Regions from separate parts of the Homo sapiens genome. Here region 2 is linked to region 1. A link is a loop called in an ENCODE intact Hi-C map of the cell type or tissue named here. Cell type or tissue: endothelial cell of umbilical vein. All regions are shown on one strand. Links, peaks and the distances in the headings refer to the core of each region. The heading gives the core; the rest is flanking DNA.

What was found. Peaks named below come from ENCODE experiments on the same cell type or tissue, not always from the same donor. Only the 100,000 strongest peaks of a DNase experiment are listed, where the experiment ranks them.
Region 2: a loop joins it to region 1, with 17 times the contacts of the local background. A loop is called at or near these places in 2 of 110 quality-filtered maps.

Annotation. Positions count from the first base shown.
Region 1 is chr10:115,795,540-115,803,878 of GRCh38, reverse strand. All of the region lies in intron 27 of ATRNL1 (attractin like 1), which reads right to left. Among named protein-coding and RNA genes, the nearest start is that of SNORD158, 400 kb to the left of the region's middle. RefSeq lists an enhancer at 2,055-2,556. In endothelial cell of umbilical vein, for the core only: a CTCF peak has its summit at 4,237 (motif pointing left); no DNase peak of the experiment used is centred there.
Region 2 is chr10:115,960,543-115,968,881 of GRCh38, reverse strand. No RefSeq gene overlaps it. Among named protein-coding and RNA genes, the nearest start is that of SNORD158, 230 kb to the left of the region's middle. In endothelial cell of umbilical vein, for the core only: a CTCF peak has its summit at 4,829 (motif pointing right); no DNase peak of the experiment used is centred there.

The DNA.
Region 1 (8,339 bases), core at 330-8,329:
GATCCCAAGTACCAAGGAGATGTTAATGAGTGCAGAAAAACACAAGACATGAAACTGGAATAAGTTAATATGTTCATAACAAAGTATACCCATTCTGACTTTGCAGTTAAAAGAGTTTATTTATATGTTAGTAACCATGGTTAAAATTTCCATAAAAGAAAAAAACATGGAAAAATGGCCTATAGTGAGAATTTCACTAGGATTCATTCTGTAGTAAGGAATGTACCGAATCAAAAAGATATATAAAAAGCCCATTTGCTTAAAATGTTAAAAAAAAAACACAAAAAAACCCAAACTTCTAAAACAAAAATTATGCAAGAATAAAGTTTCCTCCATATCTCTAATGGAAACTATACATCAGGAAAAACTAAAAATAGAATGTGATTCTATTTGTTCTCATTAACAGTTTACATAGTGATGTTTATCTGCAAGGTCACATAAAATCATAAATGTAGTCTATTTAAAAATGTAGTCCTTATTCATATTTCAGAAATGGCTTAATTTACCTTTTACTTTCATGACTGTTGTAAATTTGTGTTAATGCAATATATTATATCCTTCAGGAAAAAAACCACTTAAAAATATTAACATAAATTTTATTGAATGAGGATTTGAACCAAAATAATCTTGCCAAATTAATTTAGGTAAGTATACTAGGTAAATAAATCTGCACCCTTTTACTTCTAGAAAGCATTCCAAGCAATTTCAAGTCATTAAAAATACTTTCAGCTGCAGCATTTTGCCTTTTAGTGTGGTCTTAGTGGTTACATGACAGCATTTCTAGTACTGGCTGTGTGGCTTTTATTATGTCCTGATAGTAGCAGCATTTTAGAAAACTACAAAGAAAATGAAATTCAGGTGTAATTTTGGAACAAGTCTTCTAAAATTGTTAAATCAAAAATGACACAAATGTTGCAAGCTGTTGAAAATTCTAATTTCATATATTCTTTTTGCCTGTCAATGGGAAATGAACCCTTCCTAAAAGGACATGTAAAACAGGTAACAAATTGCAAAGGAGTAAGGAGCCCCTGGATAATATTCTGGAAAAGTTTTACTAATTTATCTGATTTGCTGATTTATGGATTAGCCTTATAGGCTTCTGACTTAATTTCTTTTAAGTTAACAAACGTCTCATATAGATGAATGTCATTTTGTTTCATATCTATTTAGACTAAAAGCCAAGTCCCACAAGGCAAGAGATAGTCAATTATTTTCATTTTATACTGTTATTATGAAATATTGCCATTTTAAAAATGTACTTCTGGAGAATGAGATTTGTTCACCAACATATTTTAAAGTGAATTTTAGGTGTCTAAATGCCAGAGAGAAAATAATGTAATCTCAAAACATAACTTCAAATGAATTGTATTTATAATGATTTTGTAATTTTTTCATTAAGTTTTCCCTCACAAAAATGATCAATTCTTTTTTTCCACTTCTGTGCTTACTATGACATGCTTCTGAGAGTTAGCATCCCTTCTTTTCAAATAAAAGTATGATGGACATATGGATTCTATATGATAGAGTGGAGAAACTTCCTCCCTGGGCAGAATCAGACCTTTAGTTTACTTTCATAAGTTTGAGAGGAAATGGCTTCAATCACTTGCCTGCTGAATGGTAGCTTTCCCAGAATATCAACAAAATCAGCTTTTTATAGCCTGTCATATGACAGAGCTGAGTTCATTGTTTACCACCATAGGGGAGACAGCTTCCTTGACATGGCCTTAGTAGTCTCTGGGAGGAGGAAGGCAAAGTCGGGATATTTAAGAGAATTTAGGTGTGTGTGTGTGGTGGTGGGGGGCGGAAGGTAGAAATTCTGTTTTTTTTTGTTTTGTGTGTGTGTGTGTGTGTGTGTGTTTCTTTTTTTTTTAAGGCAAGTTTTTCCATAGGGGAGCATTTGATTGTGTGTCAGTAATGCTGACACTAATGTCTTAACATTGGTTAAGACACTACATAATAATTTAAGTTTGGAAGACACACAAGCTGAAGGTTTCACAATGAATTTTGGAGCATAAACATTCATCTGATGCTAACTGTGAAAGTTGAATTATTTAATATTCCTTTAAATGAATTTTCAAAAAGTTTCTGAAAGGGACAAGAAAATCATTTGCTATTTTTATCTTCCAAGGCAAGAGTTTCTTGGAATAGTAAAATCATGTTGATGAAGACAGTAGGACAGTAAAGTCATGTTAACAAAGACAGCTAAAAAGTAAAGTCATGTTAATGTTGACACTAAGCTGTGTGAGTGTAGATCATTTTGGTTTGCAACCAATACAGTCCCAAACAATATTCCCCATCCACAAGTTAAATACTTACAGGGTTTAGAAAGTGAACAATGGTTAACCACATAATCTGCATTTCAAAGATAATAATACCCCAATATTTTTATTGCAAATAAAGGGCAGAATGGTTAAGTACAGTTGGAAGCAAAATAATTTGCTGAAATTTCAGAACTTTTTATACTAGTAGTTTTAGTTTTCTCTTCCTCTCACTGATCTTTACTCTCTTTCTCTCCTTACTTGTTTCCTCTGTGGCAAGGTACCCTATTCCACCTTAAGTGGAATAAAGATTTTCAAGTGGCCATAAAGATTGTAGTTCCTAGTGGACTCATATTTCCTCAAGGTCAAAACAGGCAATCATTTAAAGTCAGACGAGACAGGGGGTTAACTAGTATACCATTATCAGAGGTCTGAGTCACTAATGAACGGAAAATACAGGGTGTTAAAGCAAGACAGGAAGGGTTATCCTCACCAAAGAAAAGGAACAGACTAGGACTACAGATGGGCAAGCCTGTGTTTAGGTGCAGACAATGACTAGGAAGACAAAAACTTTTCCATTTAGTTCAATGACTGGAAGATGGGGATGTGAACCTGTTTCTGAAGACAGGCCTGAGAAGAAGACCTGTATTTTCCTTAGAGAATAACAAGTTACAGTTTTCACCTGCTCTGACTGCTACAACACAGTGTCATAGACTGGGGTGGCTTAACCAACAGACATTTATTTCTTGTAGTTCCGGAGGCTGGGAAGTCCTAGATCAGGGAACCTGTGTGGCTAGGTTCTGGTGATGACTCTCCTCCTGGCTTGCAGATGGCTGCCTTCTTGCTGTGTCCTCACATGACAGAAAGAGAGAGAGAAAACTCACCCTCATGACCTCATCTAAACCTAATTACCTTCCTGAAGCCCCACTTCTTAATACCATCACATTGGGGGTTAGGGCTTCAAGCTATGCATTTCGTAGGGACACAAAAACTCAGTCCATTAATGGTCATGGTAGGAGCCTCTGGTGCAGGAGATAAGCAGGGCAGGTGCAGAGATAAAGGACAGGCTAGAAGCAACTCTTTCCTGCGGGGGAATCAGACCTCTGGGGTTGAAAAAAACAGATGGTAACATACTTCATTTACTTTTCTGTCAAACATATCTTTCTCCCCTTCTCTTTCTGTTTCTTTCCCTACTTTTCTTCTCCACTGTCTCTTTCCTTCCTTTCTTTGATCATTAAATTGAAGTATAGCAGAAATATGACAAGTATGGCATTAGAGTGAGACAGGCTTGAATGTAATTCTTAGGTCTGTCACCTGTCACTTAGCTGTACAAGGCACAGCTCTTGGGCAAGAGACATTTCTTTTCTTAGCATCAGATTCTTCTTCTTTTTTTTTTTTTTGAGATGGAGTTTTGCTCTTGTTGCCCAGTCTGGAGTGCAATGGAGCCATCTTGGCAACTTCAACCTCCATCTCGTGGGGTTCAAGCGATTCTCCTGCCTCAGCTTCCTGAGTAGATGGGATTACAGGCACGCACCACCACGTCCAGCTAATTTTGTATTTTTAGTAGAGACAGGGTTTCTCCATGTTGGTCAGGCTGGTCTTGAACTCCTGACCTCGGGTGATCCACCCGCCTCGGCCTCCCAAAGTGCTGGGATTATAGGTGCGAGCCACCATGCCCAGCTCAGATTCTTTACTAAAAGAAGAAAAGTATCAGTACCCATTACCATACAGGTTACTGTGAGCATTAGAGATAAAGCCTGTAAAGTGGCTGGCAGAGTATCTGATATTGAAAGATTTTTAGAAAATGATACAACAAAACTGCCATAATGCAATAAGTAGTGCCCCAGAAATTCAGCTGTGTAAAATGTAGGGTTGTGTTATTATGAGATTAGCTAAATGGCCAAGGTGAGCCTGTGCAACTGGACATCTGGAAGTTCTGAGTCTATTTGATGCAAATTTCACCTACCCTGGGCTGAAGTTCGGCACCACCTAGTGGTGACTGCTCTAACATAAAAATTGATGGGCAGAATTCTGGGGCCTGGCTGGGACTTCTGGGAGAGCAACTGTGATTCCAGGAATCTCTTCGTTAATTGGTGAATGTTTTGTTGGCCTGATCCAGAGAGAATGGGCTGGGAGAATACTGGGAACTAACCCCCACCTCTCTGTTTCCTGAAATAGGATTGTCTGATTTTTCCCTGTCCAGCATCCCCATGAGGGAGAGGCCTCTATGTTCCCTTCTCCTTCCTGAGAAAAGGAATCAGGTAGAGGAGAAAAAGCTGCTTTCCAATCATTCCATGTTTCAATTCAAGCTATTCTAATTTGCATTATTGCCAGGTGTGTTATTGTAGAATTTACTACCATTACAATTAATAATATGAGTTGCATTAATAACGTTAAATTCAACAAGCATGTATTAAGTCCATATTGTGTGCAAAGCAAAGAGACAGGTATTATAAATGTAAAGATAAATAAGACAGGATCTCCGACGTAAAGAAAGCTTATTACTGGTGTCTCACGCCTGTAATCCCAGTACTTTGGAAGGCTGAGGTGGGCGGAACACGAGGTCAGGAGTTCAAGACCAGCCCGGCCAACATAGTGAAATCCCATCTCTGCTAAAAATTAAAAAATTAGCCAGGCATGGTGGCACGTGCCTGTCGTCCCAGCTACTGGGGAGGCTGAGGCAGGAGAATCACTTGAGCCCAGGAAGCGGAGGTTGTGGTGAGCTGAGATCGCGCCACTGCACTCCAGCTTGGTCAACAGAGCGAGGCTCCGACTCAAAAAAAAAAAAAAGAAAAAAGAAAAAAAAGAAAAAAAAAGCAACCTCATTACTTGGTGGACAGAGAGATATTTAAGTAAAACTGAAACCAAGTAAGTAGTTTATTCTAATTGGAGAGATCAAGAAACATTTCAAGAAGAACTCCATTGGAGTTGAAATTGGAATGAAAAGTTAGCCCTCAAGTTCTGAGACTGAACAAATATCCTCCAGGATGAGCAAAGGCATGGAGGTGTAGATGAGCAGGTGATGGTCTGTAACAGGACAAAACCAGTTTAGTCAGCATATGGGGCAGATCATTTTATGGCATTTCTGAACATAACATAGGGTCCCATACTTCTGCATTTTGGTATGGTGCATGAAAGCCACACAATGGGTCTTCTGAGTAAGAACACACAGTCAGTTATGTTTGAGACTTGAGCTCCAGCAGTGCTGAGGGCAACAGGCAGTGGTATGGGGAGCAGAGAGCTTTGAGGCAGGAAGTTAGAAGCCTCCTGTAACAGGTGAGAGAGCAGGAATCTCACCTAGGCTAACTAAATTTGGAAAAGAGAAGGTGGAACAAATTCCAGAAACAAGATTAGTGATGTGGGGAAAGGTAGGTGGGGTGTGGAGTAAAAAGAAGTCTCTGAGAGGCTGGGCGCGGTGGCTCCTGCCTGTAATCCCAGCACTTGGGGAGGCCGAGGTGGGCGGATCACAAGGTCAGGAGATCGAGACCATCCTGGCTAACACGGTGAAACCCCGTCTCTACGAAAAATACAAAAAATTAGCCGGGCGTGGTGGCAGGTGCCTGTAGACCCAGCTACTCAGGAGGCTGAGGCAGGAGAATGGCGTGAACCCGGGAGGCAGAGCTTGCAGTGAGCGGAGATCGTGCCACTGCACTGCAGCCTGGGCAACAGAGCGAGACTCCGTCTCAAAAAAAGAAAAAAAAAGGTCTCTGAGAAAATTAGACTGTCTCACTGAAGTATTTGCAACATTGACTGAGAAGAATTTGCATTTGCTCCTGCCACTGCCTGCAACATCTCAGCCCAGATAGCCCTATGGCTGGCTCCTGTACTTCTCCCAGATCTTTGCTTGAATGTCATCTTCTTAGTGAAGGCTTTCCTAACCTACTTCAAATTGGAGCCCATTTCTATCCACTACACTGAGTACTCCAAACCCCACTTTCCTGCTTTGTTTATTGATTGTCAAAGGGTTTATCACTACCTAACAGATACTACACACACGTGCACACATACAATTTTTTTTTTAACTGAGTCTTCTGCTGACATGTACATTCCATGATGCAGGGACTTTTTGTCTGTTTTGTTCATTCTAATATCCCCAGTGTCAGTCCAAAAATTGGCAGAAGAAGCCTTGCAGTTGGTGGGCTGTGGATGCCTGCACCCCAGCCCTTCCTTCTGCCCCAGGTGAGCCTTCAGGTGCCTATAAAAGTTGATACCTGCTTGGTGAGTATCCCAGTGCCTGAGTGTAAAATTAAATTGCAAATTAAAAAACACTATTCGAAAGGCCAGGAGAGAGACCACGGAAGAAAGGAAAAGGTGTCATATTTTAGGACTTTTAAAGGCCTATTTTTCCTACTTTTTGAACAAGAGGCCCTGCATTTTCATTTTGTACTGGGCCCCACAAATTATGTTGCTGGCCTGAGTTGTCTAATAACTACATTTTGAATAAATGAACAAACTTCCCAGAAAAGACACAAATAAAAGCTTGTTCCTGCCATTAACAGGAACTAAAAGTCAAGGTCCCTATATTTTAGAATAAAGCCTTTATGTTTGTTATTCCTATGTAATGCTTCAGTCCAAATATCATTTAATTATCTTTTTGTTTATTACATTTCTTGGAGGAGCTATAAGGTTGAAACTATATGGAAACTAATTCACTTGCCTATATTATGAAAATGGAAGAAAGAAGGCATAATTCTGATCAATGATTTTTGATACTAATTAAGAATAAAAGCTCTACATCTAATGAACATTGCTCTTTTTAAGTTTATGATTTCAAAATAAATCAATAGATTTAATTTATATTGTTAGCAAATTGTATATAGAAGGGTTAGCCCCCATGAAAAGGCTTCATTTTGTTACATTTTTTCAGAAAGATCCTCTTTGGAGGACAACTGGCCAAACTGCTTATGATTTACTTTCCTTTCGAAAATAATGCTCAAAGGGTTTGACTGAGATCACTGATAAGAGCCAAAGACTGGAATTGCTTAAGTTCTCAGCTTTCCACTTGAATGAGGTTAATTTAACAAGCATTTATTGCACTGCTACCTACCTCTATGAATCAGATACTTTGTTAAGAACTGAGAATAAAAAGATGGAAAAAATGTGGTTCCTTCGGCCATGAACTTCAGTCCAGTGGGTGAGAAAGATGTGTTAAGTTAAAATATTGCATGAGCTTTTCCCCTTCCCCTTCCCTTTTGCTTCCTTTTGCTTACCTGTTTCAACAATTTAGTCCTAAAGCCATTAGGGGCAGCAGAGCAAGGTAGGTGTCCAGATTAGGTGGGAAGGGGAAACCATGGTGTGCCAGAACACGCATCAGAGCCCCATTGGGGTGAGGAGGTACATGTGAAGGAGGGCAGACGTGGCATCAGAACATGAGTGGGGTGGAAAAGGCAACCGCATATGGCAGTTGCCTGTTTTAAAGCTGTCCCAAGCAGGGTGATGACGGCATCTCCACAGAGAGGCAGCCTGGCATGAAGTGTCTGAGAGCCAGCAGAGTGCAGCATGTTGTGGCCCATGTGGGGATCCAAAGCCTGAGTGAGGTGAGATGTGTGTGCATTCAGGGGACAACTCTGCACAGGGATTTGGAGTTCAGGTGCCCAGGCAGAGTGAGGAGGGAAGCTAGATGTGGGAGTGATCTGGCACTCAGCACAAGGGCATTAGCAGGATAAGGAGGGATCCGTGTGGGGCAGAAGCCAGCCCAGCATGGGTTTTGGAGATTGAATGGGGGATGATATGGTTTGGCTCTGTGTCCCCACCCAAATCTCACGTTGAATTGTGATCCCGAGTGTTGAAGGTGGGGCCTGGTGGGAGGTGATTGGATCATGGGGGTGGTTTCCAGTGGTTTAGCACTTCGCACCATCCCTCTAGTGCTGTCTCATGATAGAGTTTGCAAGAGATCTGGTTGTTTCAAAGCATTTAGCACCTCCTCTTTTGCTGTCTCTCTCCCTCTCCTGCCAGCCATGTAATGATGCACTTGCTTCCCCTTAGCCTTCCACCATGATTGTAAGTTTCCTGAGGTCTCCCCAGAAGCAGAAGCCTGTATAGCACACAGAACCATGAGCCAATTAAACTTCTTTTCTTTAT
Region 2 (8,339 bases), core at 305-8,304, 170 kb before region 1:
GGCTTGTTATCCTCAGGCAAAGAGATATGTTAGTGTGCATAAAAGAGGGAGCATGCTTGAGGAAAACCAGGGCGTCTTCTAAACAGTCAGGTATTTTAGGGAACAATGGATTTCTGGTTGCTTACAAAACTCTAGGACAAGGAGCTACACGTGGACAGAGTTATAAGTCGGTTCCTCAGACATGAGCAGATAATCTTACAAACAAATGTGTAACTATGAAAGGCAGTCGTGGCACATGAGCAGTAGGCTCTCTTGGAAGAAAACCATTTAAAAAGCTACTCTCCAATCTTCTCTCTCTCTCTGGAGCCTTCCAGGGGAATTTTCCTGTTTGGCCAGAGGGTGACGGCTGCAGTCATTGCGGCTACCATGTCAAGGAGTGGGCCTTGCACATGAATGTTTTTCTGTGCCCTCCTGACAGGTTCCTGCACTCCTTCACCACTGGAGGCACCACTCCTGATGTCACAGGTCAAATGCTGGGTGACTTCCCCCCAGCATGACCACAGGGGACTTTTCAAAATCCATCCAGACCTAACCGCCCTTTACCATCCAGACTGCTTCCATTCTGATCCAATCAACCCTCACCTCCCCCAGATTGTCCCCAAGACTTGTCATTCATGTCCTTTATCTATTCCTGTCCCTTGGCACTTTTTAATCCATACTTAGCAAGCCAGAGTGGTTCTCTTAAAACATGTAACGGAACTCAAGCTAAACAGCACACCTCTTGATACCACTTGGAAATGTGTGCACGGTCCCCCGAAGACCTGTGTAAGGATGCTTATGGCAGCACTATTCGAGAGCGTTCAACAGAGCCCATTAACAACAGAATGGATACACACTGATAATGGTTTTGCTGTCCCCACCCACATCTCATCTTGAATTGTAGTTCCCATAATCCCCACATGTCATGGGAGGGACCTAGTGGGAGGTAACTGAATCATGGGGACGGTTTCCGCCATGCTGTTCTCGTGCCAGTGAGTGAATGCTCACCAGATCTGACGGTTTTATAAGGGGCTTTTCCCCTCCTTTGCTCTGCACTTCTCCTTGCTGCTGCCATGTGAAGGACATGTTTGCTTCCCCTTCTGCTCTGATTGTAAGTTTCCTGAGACCTCCCCAGCCATGCTAAACTGTGAGTCAATTAAATCTCTTTCCTTTATAAATCACCCAGTCTCAAGTATGTCTTTATTAGCAGTGTGGGAACGGACTAATACACACACTATAGTCCTTCCGCACGATGACACAGCAGAGAGAACAAACCACTACTCGCCACAACATAGGTGAATCTCACAAACATAATGTTGAGCAAAAGAAGTCAGACAGGAAAGAGAAAATATGTCATCATCCATTTACATGAAGTTTACAAGTAAGCCAGTTTAGACTATGGAGATAGAGGTCAAGAAAGCAGTTACCCTTGGGTGGGAGGCAGACAAGGAGGAAGAAGTCACAGGGTTGCTCTGGGGAGGCCGAAATGCTGTGATTCTTGCTCTGGTCCTGGCTAAAGAGAAATTTCATCTAGCTGTACCCTAACTATTGGCATGCTTTTCTCTCTCTATGCTATACTTTAGTAAAGTGTAAAACATTTCAGATAGTTGCATAAAATGAGATTTAAAAATGGACAGTAATGAAGATCATGAGAACTGTTTTCTATGCTATGGGCATAGAATATTTAGTGCAAATTTCGAGTACTTTGTATTGGTGATATGAAAGAATTACTGTTAAATTACAGCCATTAAAAGTTATAAAAGAAAATTGGTACTGACATTACCATCTCCACACCATTTTTTTCAGCAAAGGTATTTGGTACTTTTATTCTAGATAATGTTTTTAATGTAAGTTTTTGAGGCTGTTTTATACTATTTGATTGAGGGTATAGTAAGACCAACTTATTGATATCTTTATCCCAAATATCACAGGTACAGTGGCGAGCAAGTCAGATGATACAACTGCTATCTTCCAAACCTTTCAATGGTCCCACCTCACTCACAGTCAAAAGTTAAGTGCAAAGTGGCCCCAAGGCCCACAAAGCTCTGCTTGGCCGTCATGCCCTCCCCTTATTTACTGGGCTTTGGGCACAGTAGACTCCAGCAAGCCAGGCATACAGTAACCCCAGGGCCTTTGTACCGGTTGCCTTGTCTTCTGGCTCTCCTTCTGAACGTTCTTCCAGATGAAGGCAAGCTTTGTTTCCTCACCTCTTTCCGTTTTTGTTTAAATGTCACTATATTAGTTCATTTTCACACACTATAAAGACATACCTGAGACTGGGTAATTTATAAAGAAAAGAGGTTTAATTGACTCACAGTTCCACATGGCTGGGGAGGCCTCAGGAAACTTACAATCATGGCAAAAGGGGAAGTAGGCACGCCTTATTATACTTGGTGGCAGGTGAGAGACAGCCAGCAAGAGCAGGGAAAACTGCTTTATAAAACCATCAGATTTGGTGAGGACTCACTCACTATCATGAGAACAGCATGGGGGAAACCACCCCCATGATCCAATCCCCTCCCTCCCTCAACACGTGGGGATTATAATTCGAGATGAGATTTGGGTGGGGACACAGAGCCAAACCATACAAGTCACTGTCTCTGTGAGTCCCTTCCTGACCACCAGCCATCCCCACCCTCCTCTGCTTTTCCTCCTCATGGCACTTACCTTTCATTACACTATATTATTTAGTTACTTATATTATCTCTTTCCATTAGAATGTAAACTCCATGAATAAATGAATTTTTGTCTATTTTGTTCACTGCTTATGTCCTTAGTGCCTAGAAAAGGACTTGGCAGGTAGCAGAAACTTAGTATTCCAAGAACGCAAGGGTGAAGGAATTAATGAATTTACAAAACTCGCTTTGAATCCCATATGGTGTGAAGCAAACTAGAAATGCAGGCAACATCCAGGTCAATAAAACTCAGTTGTAGGAATTCCTCAAGCCAAGTTTAAAGTCAGATCAGGACTAAAGAAAGGGGGAAAGGATTATTTCCCTGAATATTCCCTGCCTTCAGTCTCCCTGCATTCTTATTTGGGTGCGCCAGCTCACTCTTTCATTCACGCTAAACAATACCGGTGCACCTACTATGCGCTAGGCTGTGCTGGTTGCAGGATCCCTGGTTAAGTGGCACCAGGATGAAAGATGCTGAAGGATAAGAATCATTTTTAAGGCTTAAGCATTACTGGCATTATCTCAGAACATCATCACCGAAACCATCACAAGAAACTACTATCTCCTAATTTTATATCCTAATTTTACAAAGAGCCTTTCTGAGGTTAAGTGACTTCCCCAATTTATCGGCGCCAGGAAGTGGTAGAACAGGGGTCTGCACTAGCCTGCTGGGCTCCAGCCTGCACTCTGCTTTCTCCAGTGAGGGATGAGACTTCAGCCAGAGCTCATCAGGACGTGAGTGTTTAAACCAAATCACAAAAGCACAGACCAAAGAACCAAAGCGATGGCCACGGGGATGTTGTCAGGACATGCATCATGGGGCCTTTGAGGGGATCCTAAAAGACCGGCTGCATTTTGGCAGACAGGGCAGAGGACTGGGTGCAGAGTCAAGGAGGGCAAAATCTGAGCAAATGGGTTGCAAATGGGTTGCAAATGAGCCAACCCCAGGTAAAAGCAACTCAAGGAACTTTCTCTGCCACCCATCCTATGGCGGACAAGATGATCAAGCACTTTTTCTGAGATTATGATGGTGGATGCGAACAGGGTCTGGGATATACTAGGTTTGCAATAAACGTCAGTTTCTCTTCTTACTACGCCCAGGGGTTGGGGAGTCATAGGAAGAACATAGATATGGAGCATTCTATTTCTTCTAAGCAGGCCTGGCTCTAACAAACGCTGTAGACTGATTGCATTTCCACAAGAGTGACGTCACAATCTTCTCCTTGCTGGGGATAAACCCCCTTTGCTATAATCAAAGAATCACAGTGTATCAGGACTGAGAGTGGCCCCAGCTCTCCCCTTCAGAGGAGGATAGGAGAGGAGATGAAACTGATCCCTAATCACATAGCTAGTTGCTGAGAAGTACCTAATTTATGATTACACAGCTAGTTGCTGGCACCCTGAGAACTATACCAGGTGGTTCAAATGTGTGTGTGCAAATAATGGCCACCAGGGTGAGGGAAGATTCATTTGAAGGAAAGATGCTCTCCCGCCTCGCCCCTCGCCCCGCAAACCCCCTCCCCTTGCAACCCCCTTCCCTCGCAGCATCCCTTAATGGCTACAGTTAGGAAAGTTAGCTCTCAGTGGCACTTGGGCCATGGCTGGTTCTTTCTCTTGCAAACAGCACCTCTTTGGGATTTCTGGGTTCGTAGTCAAAGAATAAGATGCATAGTAGAATACTAGATTACTTGACTATCTGTGGGCTTATGATTTTCCATGTGACATCCATTCAATCAGACTATTCAGTGCCCTGGAACCTGCTATTTACTGATTATGCCTCATTTAAAATCATTTTCTCCACTGCCATCTACCAGACTGAATTCAAGCCCCTGGAGAGGCAGTTCCCTGGGTGGAGGCATATCGAATGTCTCTGGGGAGTCTAATATTTTACCTACTTGCATACACTATTGTGAGTGACTGTTAGTTTTTTGAAGCGGCTTTCTCAGGAGTGGGAAGAAAAGAAGCTGGCTAACAGTGGGATCTCAAATACCACCAGGCACAACTGAGAGACTCTCCTGAACAATGAAGGAGGAATAGAGCTGGAAAGAGGGGCAGGCAGTGGAGTGTGGAATGGCTGGGGCGTAAGCAGCCCTGACAGAGAAAGGAGAAAGACCCGTGGAGTCAGAGGAAGGCCTGACGCTTTGCCATCTGGCAGATCTGGGTGTGAATATAGCCCCACTTACCAGCAGGTGGCCTTTGAGAGTGACTCAACCCCTTTGAAGTTTCTGTTTCTTTCTTTATACAAATGAGGCCAATGATTCTGCACACCGAGTTGTCAGGAGGGTGAGTAGAACCGTGCCCGGCAGGTAGTAGGTGCTTCACTGAGTTGGCACCCTGCCTTTCTTGTTAAAGCAGATGACACCATTTACCAGCCATGGCTCCATTAGCCTGGAAGGTGGATTGATTGCCAGGAAAATGCCTCAGTTCTCCAAAGCCTCTTGAATAATTATCTCATGGGCTTTGTCAGAGCAAATGAGGTCTTGCCATACTCAATTTCCAAAGATGCAAAACAGGGATGCATTAGACGCCCCATTTTATTCAAGAGACCTTCTTACACTACCAGACATCACAGAGTAATGGGGAAACTAGGTTTGGAGTTAGACTATGAACTGGATCCTTGGGGAAACTTTCCCAGCTTGGATAATGATGATAGCTAATGTCTTCACAGCACCACCATGTGCCAGGCCTGTCCTGAGTACTTTATGCCTGTAACTCATGTGCTCATCTCCAACTGTAGAGAAGCCTTGAAGTAGATACCACTATTATCTGTGTTTTGCAGATCAAGCAACTGAAGCACAGAGAGGCTAAATCACTTGCCCAGGGTCAGTCCAGGACATGAACCCAGACTACTTGGCTCCAGAGGTCACGAGTGCAGCTCCTGGGCCACACTACCTTCCAGTGCCTCAAAGGGCACAGGTTAAGTGACCCAGATTGGACAAATCTGTGGGTTCAGCACAGCACTCTGGGCTTCTATGCCATCTGAGGACTGCCAAGGATGTCAGTGCCAGGGAATAAGCCCAGACCCTCTTTTCTCCAGGAAGAATGGTGGTCCAGGACCGACTACTGTGGTCCCTGCACCCTCCAGGGTCTGCTGCCCGTGTGCCCTTTCATCATCAGCTCTCTGCCTTTGCCAAAGCAATTTGAAGGCTATGTTTTTAGGGAGGACACTGAGGCACAGGGAAAGTGATAGCCAAAGGTTAAATCCATTTAGAGCCAGCATTTTCTGCCTTCTAACTCTTAGGTCTCTTACAGATCTTGTATTCAGTGTATTTCTTTGTTTATTTGATGAGGCAATTCAGTATGACCAGTACATCCGTGGGGAGGCACCAAATCTCTGCTTCCTCCTCTGTAGGTGGAGAATATGGCAGCCACATCACAGGTGAGTGGAGGGAACTGAGTTGAATAAGGTTCTACATATCACATCACTAGGACAACGCACCATAGCAAGTATTTAATAAGTGGTAGTCCTTTTTGGATGGTGTTTATTTGTATCATAAATAATTTTAGTCATGTATGAGCCACATTCAATGAGTCTGTGGGATGAGTGAGACCATTCATAGGAAGTCATCATCTGTTCCAATGGGAATGACAGAGAAGGAAGTAGAAGTAAATAAAATGGCCAAGCCAAATCCCTCCAAACAATGAGCTGAAATCCAGAGCTGAAGGTGTATTTTTAGTTCATGGCAGGCTGAGTCAATTTGGCATATTGGCTATATTTCACAATCCACATACCCAAGTGTGAAAAGAAAATATTCTCTAATTGAACCTATTTTTTTCTCAAGCTTCCACTCCAACTGTGGCAGAATATTAGGCAAGTCAAGAAAACTCAGCCACTTGAAGGTTTCCCTGAAGGTTTCCAGTCGTTTCAGCCCTCGCCTCTTCCCTAAGCCGCATCTACATTCTTGCGGGGCAGGGTGATGGCAGAGATGGGGGTTGAGCCTCTACTTCATTTGGGAAAGTGTTTCCTGTTCTCCACCACCTTTTGTCCATGGTGGCATCTCTGGTGATGGCCACTGCATGGTTTTGCTCTGATAATCAGCCTCTATCCCCTTTGGTATCTGTTGAGACAGGTGGGTCCTTCACTGGCCATGGGCTTGCAGAATCTACAGGCTACTTCCAATAGCCAAGACCTTAAGACACCCCAACTTGCACGTGCACATATACCATGCACACACACATCATGCACGGACACATATGTATCCCCTTTGGTCTTGGTCCAAGGAGAGGGGCAAGGGGGCAGGGCCTGGACTCCCTTCCATACATTCTCCTGCCTCCATCTGGTCATCTATCATCGTCTCTGTCCATGCCTAAGAGAAGTGGCCTTTGGCTAAATATTCTGTTCAACCTATTGCTTATGCTATTGTTTATTTTGGGCCTTTGTAACCTCAAAATCCAGAATTGAATATTACTCTGTATTATTTCTTTTTGTATTTTAACTTGGGGCTTCTTTCTTTTGAGATAAGGAGCCAAGCTGTGGTTTTCTTGAGGATGTGTTTTATTTTCAGAGGGGCAGCACCAAGACGATGTAAATAAGGGGAACATTAAAGTGCACGTGTGCACGTGCACACACACACACACACACACACACAGCCACTCTAAACTTCATATATCAGTCCTTGCCATTGGCAAAAGGTTGCACCACAAGGCTCAGATGTACCAGTGAGGGAGTGCTGAATGTTCCTTTATTTCCAAAAAAAGAAGTCAAGGGCCAGGGGATCAGGCTCTGTACTCAGCAGACCTGGAGATGGAAAAGATGACTGTGCAGCATGGTGGCCCACCAGCAGTGGAAAGAGCCATGAAGGTGGCTGCATTGCAATGAGCACCATTTAGAAGAACATGAGCTTAGGAGCAGACGGCAGGTCTGCGAGCACATTTCTGAGAATAAGCTGTGCTTGCAAGATTGTGACAGCTTCTTCCCCCTCCTTCCCAGCAGTGAAAACAATTATTCTTTACATTAGTCTCCCTCAGTTCAGACCCTCATCCATCTCTATCCAAATGGCCTGAGATGAACACTGTCCAAAGAGCTTCTTTAAAAGCCTCCATCAGCACAAATGTGCCAACGCCAGGAATGGCTTCTTCTCCTTGTTGGAGGCCAGGCCTTCCCATCTGCAGAATTATGGCCTTCCCCGGGCTGGCCTGAGTTGTGGCCTCTGCCCATGGCCACGGCTCTGCATGAGACCTTCACGTCCTCTCTGAGTCTTTCCCCAAGTCAGCTAGCGTCCCTTCAAGGTTGCTAATGGTCGCCCTTTATTCACTCTGGCGGCATGTTTAGTCTCCTCAGAGCTGGCACCTTGATCTTTCTCTGTCTTTATTGTCCTGTCAAATGGTTTTGGTGGAGCAAAGTACAATTTACCCAAATCACTGTAGAAAGGAATCAGAAAAACATCTGTAAAGTTGGTTGTCTAATTGTGCTCCTTCCTTTCTATTCTATGAGCAGCTGAAGTCAAGGGAAGCTGTGTGTGTGTGAGGGAGGAGGGGTGCTAATCTCAGGCCCACCCTCCCGTTACCATGTCTTGCAGGTGGGCAAGGTGATAATGGTAACCAATGACCTGCAAGTAAGATGGCACAGGATAACTGCCTCTGTGAGCTTCCTGGAGTCTAAACCTTATCCTAACCCAACTGGGATTGTATTCTAACAGTTTTTGAATGTCTCGTCAAAAAAAATCTATCTATAATGTCATTTGT